Linked DNA regions of Homo sapiens: region 1 is linked to region 2. Evidence: chromatin loops called from intact Hi-C (ENCODE). Cell type or tissue: mucosa of descending colon. All regions are shown on one strand. Links, peaks and the distances in the headings refer to the core of each region. The heading gives the core; the rest is flanking DNA. Region 1 overlaps GIGYF2 (GRB10 interacting GYF protein 2). Region 2 holds the start of NGEF (neuronal guanine nucleotide exchange factor).

Evidence for each region. Hi-C counts contacts between places; a loop is a spot of excess contacts. Peaks named below come from ENCODE experiments on the same cell type or tissue, not always from the same donor. Only the 100,000 strongest peaks of a DNase experiment are listed, where the experiment ranks them.
Region 1: it touches region 2 in a loop (4-fold over the local background); 1 of 110 quality-filtered maps calls a loop at or near these places.

What each region holds. Positions count from the first base shown.
Region 1 is chr2:232,742,665-232,748,049 of GRCh38, forward strand. GIGYF2 (GRB10 interacting GYF protein 2) reads left to right here. Exons shown (of 29, transcript NM_001103146.3): 4 at 4,951-5,080. Among named protein-coding and RNA genes, the nearest start is that of KCNJ13, 31 kb to the right of the region's middle. In mucosa of descending colon, for the core only: no CTCF peak of the experiment used is centred there; no DNase peak of the experiment used is centred there.
Region 2 is chr2:233,010,525-233,015,909 of GRCh38, forward strand. It overlaps NGEF (neuronal guanine nucleotide exchange factor), which reads right to left and starts at 2,732. Exons shown (of 15, transcript NM_019850.3): 1 at 2,544-2,732. It overlaps LOC101928881 (a long non-coding RNA gene), which reads left to right and starts at 2,090. Exons shown (of 3, transcript NR_136325.1): 1 at 2,090-2,445; 2 at 2,616-2,723; 3 at 5,183-5,361. In mucosa of descending colon, for the core only: no CTCF peak of the experiment used is centred there; DNase peaks (open chromatin) are centred at 2,097 and 2,797.

The DNA of each region.
Region 1 (5,385 bases), core at 80-5,079, 270 kb before region 2:
TAGGTTAGTTGGATCAGGGGAAGACTTGAGAGACTGAGGATTTAAAACTAATAGGACATGGTAATTGGGTATGAGAGATGGTAGAAGGTGAGGAGTAAAGTATGAATCCCAGATTTTTAATCCAGTGGCTGATTAGATTGGGATGTCCTTAACTATGTTTGAGAATATGGGCAGTGAATGGGTTGGATGAATAAGTTGATGAGTAGGGTTAGGGTTTTGGGCATATTGAACCTGATGGGCTTTACATGGTTGTGTATGAAAGCCTGACTATAGGAGAGGTCACAGCTGGACTTGAGAATCACAAGCTTACATAGAAGTGCCTTTTGACTCCCACACCTTCACACATTGTTTATTGACTATCCAAATTGCTTTCATAAGCTGAAGTTTGGATTTTGGACAACACTTACCAAGCGAAGATTTTGGGAGTATCATGGGGCTTTGGGGGGCCTGCTGCTGCCACTTATTTACTACCCATGGTAGAATTGGCAGTGTTGAGGTTATTGATGAACAGTGCAGGAGCTAGTGGAGTGGCAGGAGAAACCAGGCACACTGCGTTTTGAAGTGACTGAGAAGCGAGGAAGTAGAGATGTTTCTAGATGAAGAGGAAAGATGAACAGTGCATAGCTAGAAGGGAAATGGCTGTATCAAAAGTTTTAAACAAATGAGGAGATATGTTTAGAGACAGACGAAAGCACATAGGGATTAAATTTCTAGAAGAGAGGGTTGTATGGAGGAGATAAAGATCATATGTGGATTTTTTTAACTTTTAGGTTCGGGGGTACATGTGAAGGTTATGTAGGTAAACTTGTGTCAATGGGGGTTTGTTGTACAGATTATTTCATCACCCAAGTGTTACACCGAGTACCCAGTGGTTTTTCGTGCTCCTCTCCCTCCTCCTGCCTTCCACCCCCAAGTAGACCCCAGTGTCTATCATTCCCTTCTTTGTGTTCATGAGTTCTCAGGTGGATTTTTAGTGAAGAATATTACCCAAATATGTTTTAGCTTTTCTAAGTATCTGCAGGTGAAGAGGGACTTGGAATTGAATTTGTCGATTATTGAATCATAGTACAGCCATTATCCTAACTCAGGCAACTGTCTTTTAGTTTGAGTTACTGCCAGTTTGCCTCAGTTTCTTTTCATAGCACCTGAAGGAAATCTCTGATTGTGTTATTGTGTTATTTTTGTATTTTTTATTTTTTGGAGACAGAGTCTCACTCTCAGCCAAGGTGGAATGCAGTGTTGCGATCATGGCTCACTGCAGCCTCTACCTCCTGAGGCTCAAGCGATCTTCCCACCTCAGCCTTCCAAATAGCTGGGACTACAGGCGTGCACCACCATGCTCTGCTAATTTTTTTTATTTTTGGAGAGACAGGATCTCACTGTGTTGCCTGGACTGGTCTCAAACTCCTGGTCTCAAGTGATCCACCTGCCTCAACCTCCCAAAGTGCTGGGATTACAAGCATGGGCTACTGCACCTGGCCTGTGTTACTCTTAATAAATCTGGTGACTATAAGAAATGTTTAGTCTTGGGCATTGGAAAACCATTGGTGATCCATTGGAAGGGACAGGGTGGTGAATACATTTGAAATCTTATTGTGAGCAGCAATTGAAGAAATTAGGAATGTTAGGCCATGAGAAGGAGTCTTTGGGGAGACATGGTGATTATTTGCCAATACCAGAATGATTTTCATTTGAAAGAGTGCTTAGATGTGTACTCCAGTGGTAGAAACTGTTGGGAAACATGTTGGTTTGGTGTTAAGGAAGATATTTTAAAACAAGTTCTAATAAAATATATGTATATTTTAAACTGGCTATTTTAAATAGGATTTTGAGACCTAATTGTTGGAAAGATTGTGTTTTTTTTTCTTTCTTTCTTTCTTTCTTTTTTTTTTTGAGACAGGGTCTTGCTTTGTCACCTAGGCTGGAGTGCAGTGGCTGTTCACTGCAGCCTTGACCTCCCAGGCTCGAGCAGTCCTCCCACCTCAGCCTCCTGAGTAGCTGGGACCAGAGGCATGAGCCACCATACCTGGCTAATTTTTGTATTTTTTGTCAAGATGGGGTTTCATCGTGTTGCCCAGGCTGGTCTTGAACTCTTGTACTGAAGTGATCCACACTCCTTAGCTTCCCAAGTGTTGGGATTACAAGTGTGAGCTAACCTGCAACCGGTCAATTGTGGTCTTTTTAGTAATAAAAACCTAGGTTTGAATCTTTGTTCTGCTGCCCGTGACTGTGGACAAGTTGTTTAACCCTTCAGCTTTATTTTTATCTGTTATGTTTGGGTTGTTGTGAAGGTTAAATTAGATTAAATGAGCTAGTTCACGTGTGAAATTTTCAGCTTCAGTGTTCAGTGGATATTAATTCCACTTCTTCAGTAAAGAGCCCAACTTTACAGGAATCTAATAAAAAGCAGTTTCTTGGAAGGTACTGGGGTAGTTCCTTTCTTCTTGGAAGGAGTGATTGGACCATTCCTTTGTGGGTATGTTGTTTGCTTACCTGGTTGTTTAACTTGTTTTATGGGGGTTGAACTAAATGACCTCCAAGCCCAAGAATATTTGCAAAGGAAACAGAGTAGCAGTGAGCAGTCCCAGAACCCAGGTTGTGGTATTTCTATAAATGAAAGTGAATCCAGGGCTCCCTGGAAATGATTGATTTCAGGTCTGAGGCAAGAAAAATACAAGATGAACCTGGAACATTCTGACATACCAGATAGAAAAGAAGCTGTTGAAGACTGCTAGGGTCATGTCAAAAGGACCCAGGAGCCAACCTGAAGAGTCTCCCACTCTTCAAAGATGAGACAGTTTGAACACTGTTAATAATTGCTGTGAATTGAAATATATTAATAAAATAATGTGTTACTGTTGGACACTGTTGGAAGGTGCAAGTGAACCTAGTCGTTATTTTGAAAACAAATAAGAATTAAGGCTTTTTCCCTCCTTTCTTGTATTAAGCAGTATTATTTGGTAACTATACCAGGTAGTATAAGAGGAAAATTTATCTTTGCAGAAGTATTCCAGCTAATACATAAGGGAGGAATGAAAGAATATAATCACTTACAACCTTAGTGAACTTAGGGAACCAAGCATTGATCATAAATTACTGCAAGTATCACAAACACGTCATCACAATGTGTGCCTCTTGATGGAATAACATACCACTACATACGAAGTATTGCCAAAAAAGAACCCAAATTGATGAAAATCTCAAAATCTCTATACTCAGTCACCAGTTTACATGAAATGCAAAAGACAGAAAAATGTTTAATTATATCATGGATAAAATCAGCAAAACCCAGACTTTAAAAAAATGTTTTGGGTCAGGCATGGTGGCTCATGCCTGTAATCTCAGCACTTCGAGAGGCCAAGGTGGGAGGATTGCTTGAGGCCCAGAGTTTGAGACTAGGTTGGGCAATATAGTGAGACCCTGTCTCTACAGAAAATACAAAAATTACACGGGAGTTTGTCATCTGCTTTTTGGTGCATTTATGAAAATACAAAAAATTTTCCACAATAAGTAAAAAAAAAAAATCCCACCCCAACAGTCTCACTTTACTAATGCATATTTTTTCTTTAAATATTACTTTATTCTTGTAAACACATTTTACTGTTTACTATGCATACGCTATTTTTAATAATGTGCACATATTTACTGTGTTTTACTTGGCCTTCATATTAATATTTAATGTGTCATAATTTAGTAGATTATTCCCTTCTTTTTTGCTTTGTGAATAAAGCTTAGCAGTTTTGGGCACATATTTCAATGCTTCTATTGAATTTTTCCTTAGTCTAAACTAGAATTAAAGTAGCTTGGTCCCTTTCATGCTTGATATCAGCTACTCCTGATGTTAGTTTTTCCACTTGCTGTCTGACACAGTGCTACAGTAGAATCTTACTCGCCATTTTTTGCTGAAGTTTTCTTCCCTTTTTCCCCATAAAAATATATTATTTTAAAATTAAACAAAATAGTCCCTTTTCCCCAAGTTCTGTTCTTTAGAGGCAACTTTTCTTATCAGTTTGGAGTATATTTTTTATTTGTCTTCTTAGCAGTACATGTAGTTTTCAATTTCTCTTTGTACTTTACTGCATTTTCAGATTCTCTACACTGACCATTAATTGCTTTTATTAAAAACGTTGTGAAATATTTCAGGCATATAAAAATATAAATTGTGATAAACACCCATGTATTCATTGGCAAGCTACAAAAATAAAACATTGTAGGTACAATTAAAGCTGCCTTTATAATCTTAATCTTTTGCAGATATAACCTTATTCTAAATGTTGTATTTGTCAATTTCATGTTTGTTTCTATGCTTTTGCTGCAGTTTGTATGTCTTGAAACAGTATAAACCTAGCTGCAGGTTTATGCATTTTATATAAAAATTATCATTACTATAGGCTGTGTTTTGATTTTTCTTTTGTATAGCATACTTTATTAAATATTTTAGCTATTACCAAATTGCCAAATAGATAATTAAATAATTAGCTATTATCAAATCATTCTTTGAAGTGATTATTTCAGTTTATAATACCACAAACACTACTTGAAAGTTTCCATTGTTTTACATCCTTACCAACACCTGGTATTATCAGACTTATTAAGTTTTATGAATCTAGTGAGTGTAAGGTAGTATCTCACTTTTGTTTTAATCATATGCGCCTTTTAAAATTTGGAAAAATGTGTCCCTTTTTCATTCTCTAAGCTTCTGGGGGACATAGCCGTGATGCCTTTTAAGTTAAGGAATTGCCACATGGTTGTCTAGTTATCTCTCAATAAACTGCCCTTTTAGCGTGCCATGACAAAAGATTGTATTAAAGCTAAAGTCTGATACTTTGAGATAGTAGGATTTCTTTTTGCTCTTCTAAAGAACTAAAATGAATTTTTTTTGACAGTGTATAGTATAAAAAGTCTGTAGCACCAGAATGTTTGACATATTCTCTGTCTTTTCTATTCTAGGCTCCGAGCTCTGTCCAGTGGTGGGAGTATTACATCCCCTCCTCTTTCTCCAGCATTGCCGAAGTATAAATTAGCAGATTATCGTTACGGCAGAGAAGAAATGTTAGCACTTTTCCTTAAAGACAACAAGGTAAGAAAGTAGGAAAAGAGTTCAAAATTGTGAATGAGACTTTGGGATATATACCATGATGTACTGATACATGAAAACTGATTTATTTTACTAATGTATTGACCCATGCCTTTCCACCTTAACTGTTTCCCTGCTTTGAAGCCTGCAATAGTTAACAGAGGATCTTCTAAGTGTTATCACACACTATATTTTAGGCAGCTTCATGGAAACAGGAGAGTAGTCAGCACTTACTGCCTTCTCTAGCTAACTTCCTCTTAACCCCCCTTTCATGTCTATTTGTATCCTAGTTCAGTGGCTAAGAAATG
Region 2 (5,385 bases), core at 294-5,293:
CTGATCATCCATCCCTTTGATGGTGCCCATCCTCCTCATTTGAACGTGTGATTTTTTTTTTTCCTTGTCCACAGGCAAAGTGAGTTGAGGCAGGAAGATTGTGAGATGGCCTCACCCAGGCTCCCAGGTCCTTAATCAACCACCTGAGCTAGTTTCCCAAAAGCAGCCCACAGAGGGTGCTCCAGCAAATGGCCCCTCCTCAGTGCTCAGACCCCATGTGGTCTCCCACGGCCCTGGCCTCCAGGATGGCTGCCAAACAAAGGGAGGAGGAGTAAGGCTGAAGTCCTCAGCCTTCTGGGGTGGGTCCTCCAGTCTGGAGGCAGAATTCCACCCCCTGGTCTGACCTCTCCCAAGGTGGGGAGAGGTGGTCCCAGGCCAAGGGAAGGAATTTTTCCTGAGGCCCAGCAGCCTCCTGAAGACACCATCATGGTAGCAGAGGGGGCTTAGGTGCGGGGAGAAGGGGGGTCTGAAAAGAGGCAGCCCATCCAGGCTCAGAGATGGAACCCCCTGCTCCGCTGGGCCACGGTGCCTCTCAGCCTCAGGATCCTATCACCGTTGTTGGGGTGAGAGGGCTGGTGTGCTCTTTTCACCAAGCGGGGTTTCTGGCCTGGCCTCGGGGGTGTGGGACACAGCATCGCTTCATCTCCACTAGCCTGAGGGCCACCATTGTCCCATCTGTGTCCCCAGCCCCACTTCAAAGCCTCACACATACACTGTGCACAGCAATTATCTATGAAGGAGTAAAGGAATTTTTGCCATTGGGGTTGTGCTGGGGGGTGACTTCAGAGCATCAGAGCTGACTCCTTACTCGGGAAGCAATGGGCCCATGTAGATGGGGAAGGGACGTCATCTTGGGAGACGGGATGTCCGACTTGGTGCTGGTGGCTCACCAGCTTCTTGGGACAAACAGCAGCTCCTGCGCCCCTGGTAGAGCCAGCAGGCTTGGGTGGTTAGGTTTGGTCTCCTCTGAGAGGCTCTGGGTGGCCCCACAACATCTGGGCTATTTTGTTACTGGTACAAGCTTCCGGTCTCCCACAGGCCAAGGGAAGTTCTTAAAGCAATGAAAAAAAAAAAAAAAAAGGAACAGAGACAGAGTCTTGCCAGGTTGCCCAGGTTGGAATGCAGTGATATGATCATAGCCCACCGCATGACTTCTGGGCTCAAGCAGCCCTCCTGCCTCTGCCTCCTGAGTGGCTGAGACTACAGGCATGCATCAGCTCTTCTTAAAGCAATTCATCTTCCCCCATGTCTAGCCTCATCTGTGTCCCCAGCCCCACTGGGGCAGAAAGCTGTGGAATGTTACTCACACTGTCATTGGATCAACCCCTGGCTTTCCTGTGGGGATCCCCTCCCTGGGAGGGGTTCCCATGACAATTTGGGCTCCAGAAAGGGATGTGGGAGGAGAGTGCGGTGGAGGGAGGTGGTCTGTGGTCTCCCTTCATGGACCAGAAAGCTTGACCCCCAAGGGGACCCTGGCTTCTACTTCCTCAGAGCTAAGCAGTGCCAAGGGGCAGCCTGAGACATGGGCAAAGGGGAAGCCTAAATGGAAAAAGAGAGAGAGAGAGAGAGAAAGAGAGAAGGGGCAGGGAGGACAAAGACACATGGCAAGTGTCCAAGCTGGAACATTCCCACCAGTGGCCTTATTGCATTAAGGATTTTCCCAAAAAGCAGAAATACACTGATAGTCAATGGAACATAGCAGAGCTGTCACGAGCCCAGGAAACACAAGTCCCACCTCTACACAGCCAGAGACTGTGTGACTGTCCCAAATTTTAAATCAAGATAGACAATAAGAACCTACCACTTTCACATCCAAGAAAACTGTGTCCCTACACATTTCAGTCACACCGTGCTGTGGCTTGAGGCCAGCCAGATGCAAAAATCAGGAAGGTTCTGAGGGGTAGGGCCTTCTGTCTTTCTGAAAGGGGCCCCTGAGCGGAGGGGGCAGTGCTGGGGGAGCTAAAGCGCAGTGGGCTGTCACTTCACGACTATGACTTCTGTTTCCCAAGTGCACTTCCTGACCCTGAGATTTGTGCCATGGCACACAGGAATCAGGGCACTTCCGTTTACATATACGCTCATTATCAGGACTGGCGTCGTGGGTGTGGGGCCTGGGCAGTCACAGGGCCCTGTTCTTAGAAGGTGCCCCGGCTTGCTTTAATGCTGTGTTGTTGTCCTTTTGAAAGCCTTACTATTTTAACAAGGGGCCCTGCATTTTTATATTGCACAGGGCCCTGCAATTATGCAGCCATTCCTGCTTTTGATCTCACTTACCCCACAGCCATAATGGAAGAGCGCCTGGAAGGAGTCCTTATCCTGATTCCCAGATGGTGAAACTGAGTGCCAGGAGGGGCAGTGCTGAAGCCGAGACCAGACAGGATCCCTCGGGTGGAATCCAGGGCTGCTGTTTCTCTTGGGGGCTCCTCCTCAGTGAATGGATGGGTGGTAATCTCCTTTCCTACCTGTCCTAGCGGTAGCCTCTGTTCCTTCTCTTGTTTTATCTCATTTTATTTTTTTAAAAAATACCAAAACCATTCTCTCACCTGCCAGAGAGGAGCTCATAGGAGTTGGGCTTCCTCAGAGAGTGTTCCTCCCTCGTCCCCTGTCCTGTCCAGGCACCTGCGAGCAGGATGGTGTGTCCCCGGCTAAATCCACAGGCGCTCCACTCTGTCCCAGAGAGCCCACAGCCAAAAACTTCGTCCTGTCCTGGAAAAGCTTCACTGGTAAGCATTCCCGACCTTTAGACCTGCCTTGGCCCATAGCTGGCCACGAGCCCATAACGATCACTTCCCGGCTGGGTGTTTACCTTCCTGGGCCCCATGGGTTGAGCCAGGGTGGCAGCCACATACCTGACACAAAAGTGGTGCAGGAGGGAAGGGCTATCTGAGGGGAAGGCTGGGCATGGCTGGAATACCCGCCGCCCGCCCAGTGCAAGATAATGCTGATGGTCACACCAAGAGGGGCCCGTGGCTCAGCTGGCCCACCAACCCCAAGCATTGGCCAAGCCAGCTGCACGGCCCTCAAATCTGAGATTTGGGAGAGGCTTTGGGGTCCTCCAGGGTTCTAGTCACTTCCTGCCATGGCCATCTGGCCTTAACTCAATCACTTCCAGGCATGGAACACTCACTGCTTTGTAAGGCATCTTGCTCCATTATTATTATTATTATTATTATTATTATTATTATTATTATTCCCTCTAATAGCTTCCTTTAATCCAGTGCTTACTACATGACAGGCACTGGGCTAAGTACATTACATAATCTATGTAATCCTTGTGTTGTCACTATGACCAGAGAATCATGCCCATTTTAAAGATGCAGAAACAGAGGCTCAAGAAATTGATCATCTTGCTCAAAGCCCCACAGCTAGTAAGTTGGGGATCCAGGATTCAAACCCAAGCCAACTAGTATCAAAACCACTACCATCATTTGCCAAGTTTAATTGCTACATCATCCATCTTTATATAAAACTCAAATCAGCGTTTGTTTTAGCTATCTGTTCTGGAAACAAATTAACTCAAAGTGTGTGGCTTGAAATAACACTCATTTGTCATCTCAGTTTCTGTGGCTAGAAGTCTGGGCACTGCTTGGCTGGGTTCTCTGCTCAGGGTTTCTCATAAGTTGCCATCCAAGTGTTGGAGGGGCTGAGGTCTCATCTCATGGCTCCACTAGGGGGGATCCACTTCCAAGCTGCTGGTGTTGGCAGGATTCAGTTTCTTAGGGCTGTAGGATGAAGGCCTCAGCCCCTCTCAGCTGTCAGCTGTGGCCACTATCAGTCCTTTGCCATGTGGGCCTCTCCGCCCTGGCAGCTCGTTGCATCAGAGAGGGCTATGGAGAGAGTCTGGGAAGAGGTAGGTCAGTCTTTTGTAATATACTCAAGGATGTGATATTCCATCACTTCTGGCATATTCTACTCGTTAGAAGGAAGTCATCAGGCACAGCCTACACTCAAAGGTAGGGGATTACACAGGGCACAATACCAGGGGTGGGGGTCCCTGAGGGCCATCTTTGAAAGTTCCCACAGCCATCTGATTGCCACAAAACATGGGTTTCAGTTTTGTCCCTGAAAGCCAGATTGAAGTAGTCTCTCATCTATTCTCTCACCCATCCATCCACCCATCCACCCATCCATCCACCCATCCACCCATCCATCCGTCCATCCATCCATCCACCATCCATCCACCCATCCATCCATCATCCACCCATCCACCCATCCATCCACCCATCCATCCATCCATTATCCACCCATCCACCCATCCATCCACCCATCCACACTTCCATCCACCCACCCATCCATCCACCCACCCTTCCATCCATCCATCCACCCACCATCTATCCATCCAACCATCCATCCATCCATCCATCCATCCATCCATCCATCCATCCATCCACCCAACCATCTACTCATCCATTCATCCACCCACTCATCCACCCATTCATCTACCCAACCATCTACTCATCCATTCATCCACCCACTCATCCACCCATTCATCTACCCATCCATCTACTCAACTACCCATCCACCCACCCATTCATCCATCCACCCATCCATCTATCCACCCATCCACCCATCCATCTATCCACCCATCCACCCATCCATCTATCCACCCATCCATCCACCATCCATCCATCCACCATCCATCCCTTCACCCATCCATCCATCCACCCACCATCTATCCATCCATCCACCCACCCATCCACCCACCAATCCACCCACCCACCTACTCATCCATTCATCCACCCACTCATCCACACATCCACCCACTTATCCACACATCCATCTACCCATCCATCTACTCATCCACCCATCCACCCACCCATTCATCCATCCACCCATCCACCCATCCAGTCATCCACCCATCCATCCACCCATCCACCCATCCATCTATCCATCCACCATCCATCCATCCACTCATCCACTTACCCATATATCCATCCAGCCATCCATCCACCCATCCACCCATCCATCTATCCATCCACCATCCATCCATCCACTCATCCATTTACCCATATATCCATCCAGCCATCCACCCAGCCATCCACCCATTTATCCAACCTTTCCTTCATTCATTCAACAAACATTTGAGCAGGGCACTATAAACCAGATCCCGCATTAGGCTCAAGAGATATTAAAATAAGTGCATTAACTCCCTCTTTCCCCTCTCTGTCCCTTGCCACCAAAGCCTTCCAACAGAGCCTTCCTGCATGCCGAGGTTGAAGAGGTGTCCGCTGAGTGCTCTGTCTTCTGGGAATTTTGGCTGTTTCCTGCAACCTATCATCAGATGCCACACTTATGAGACCCTCATCCTTCTGCTCACTCTCTTCCATTGTTTCACTCATTAAAAATATATATTTTAAGCAATTCCTAAATGTAAGTGTTTGTAGC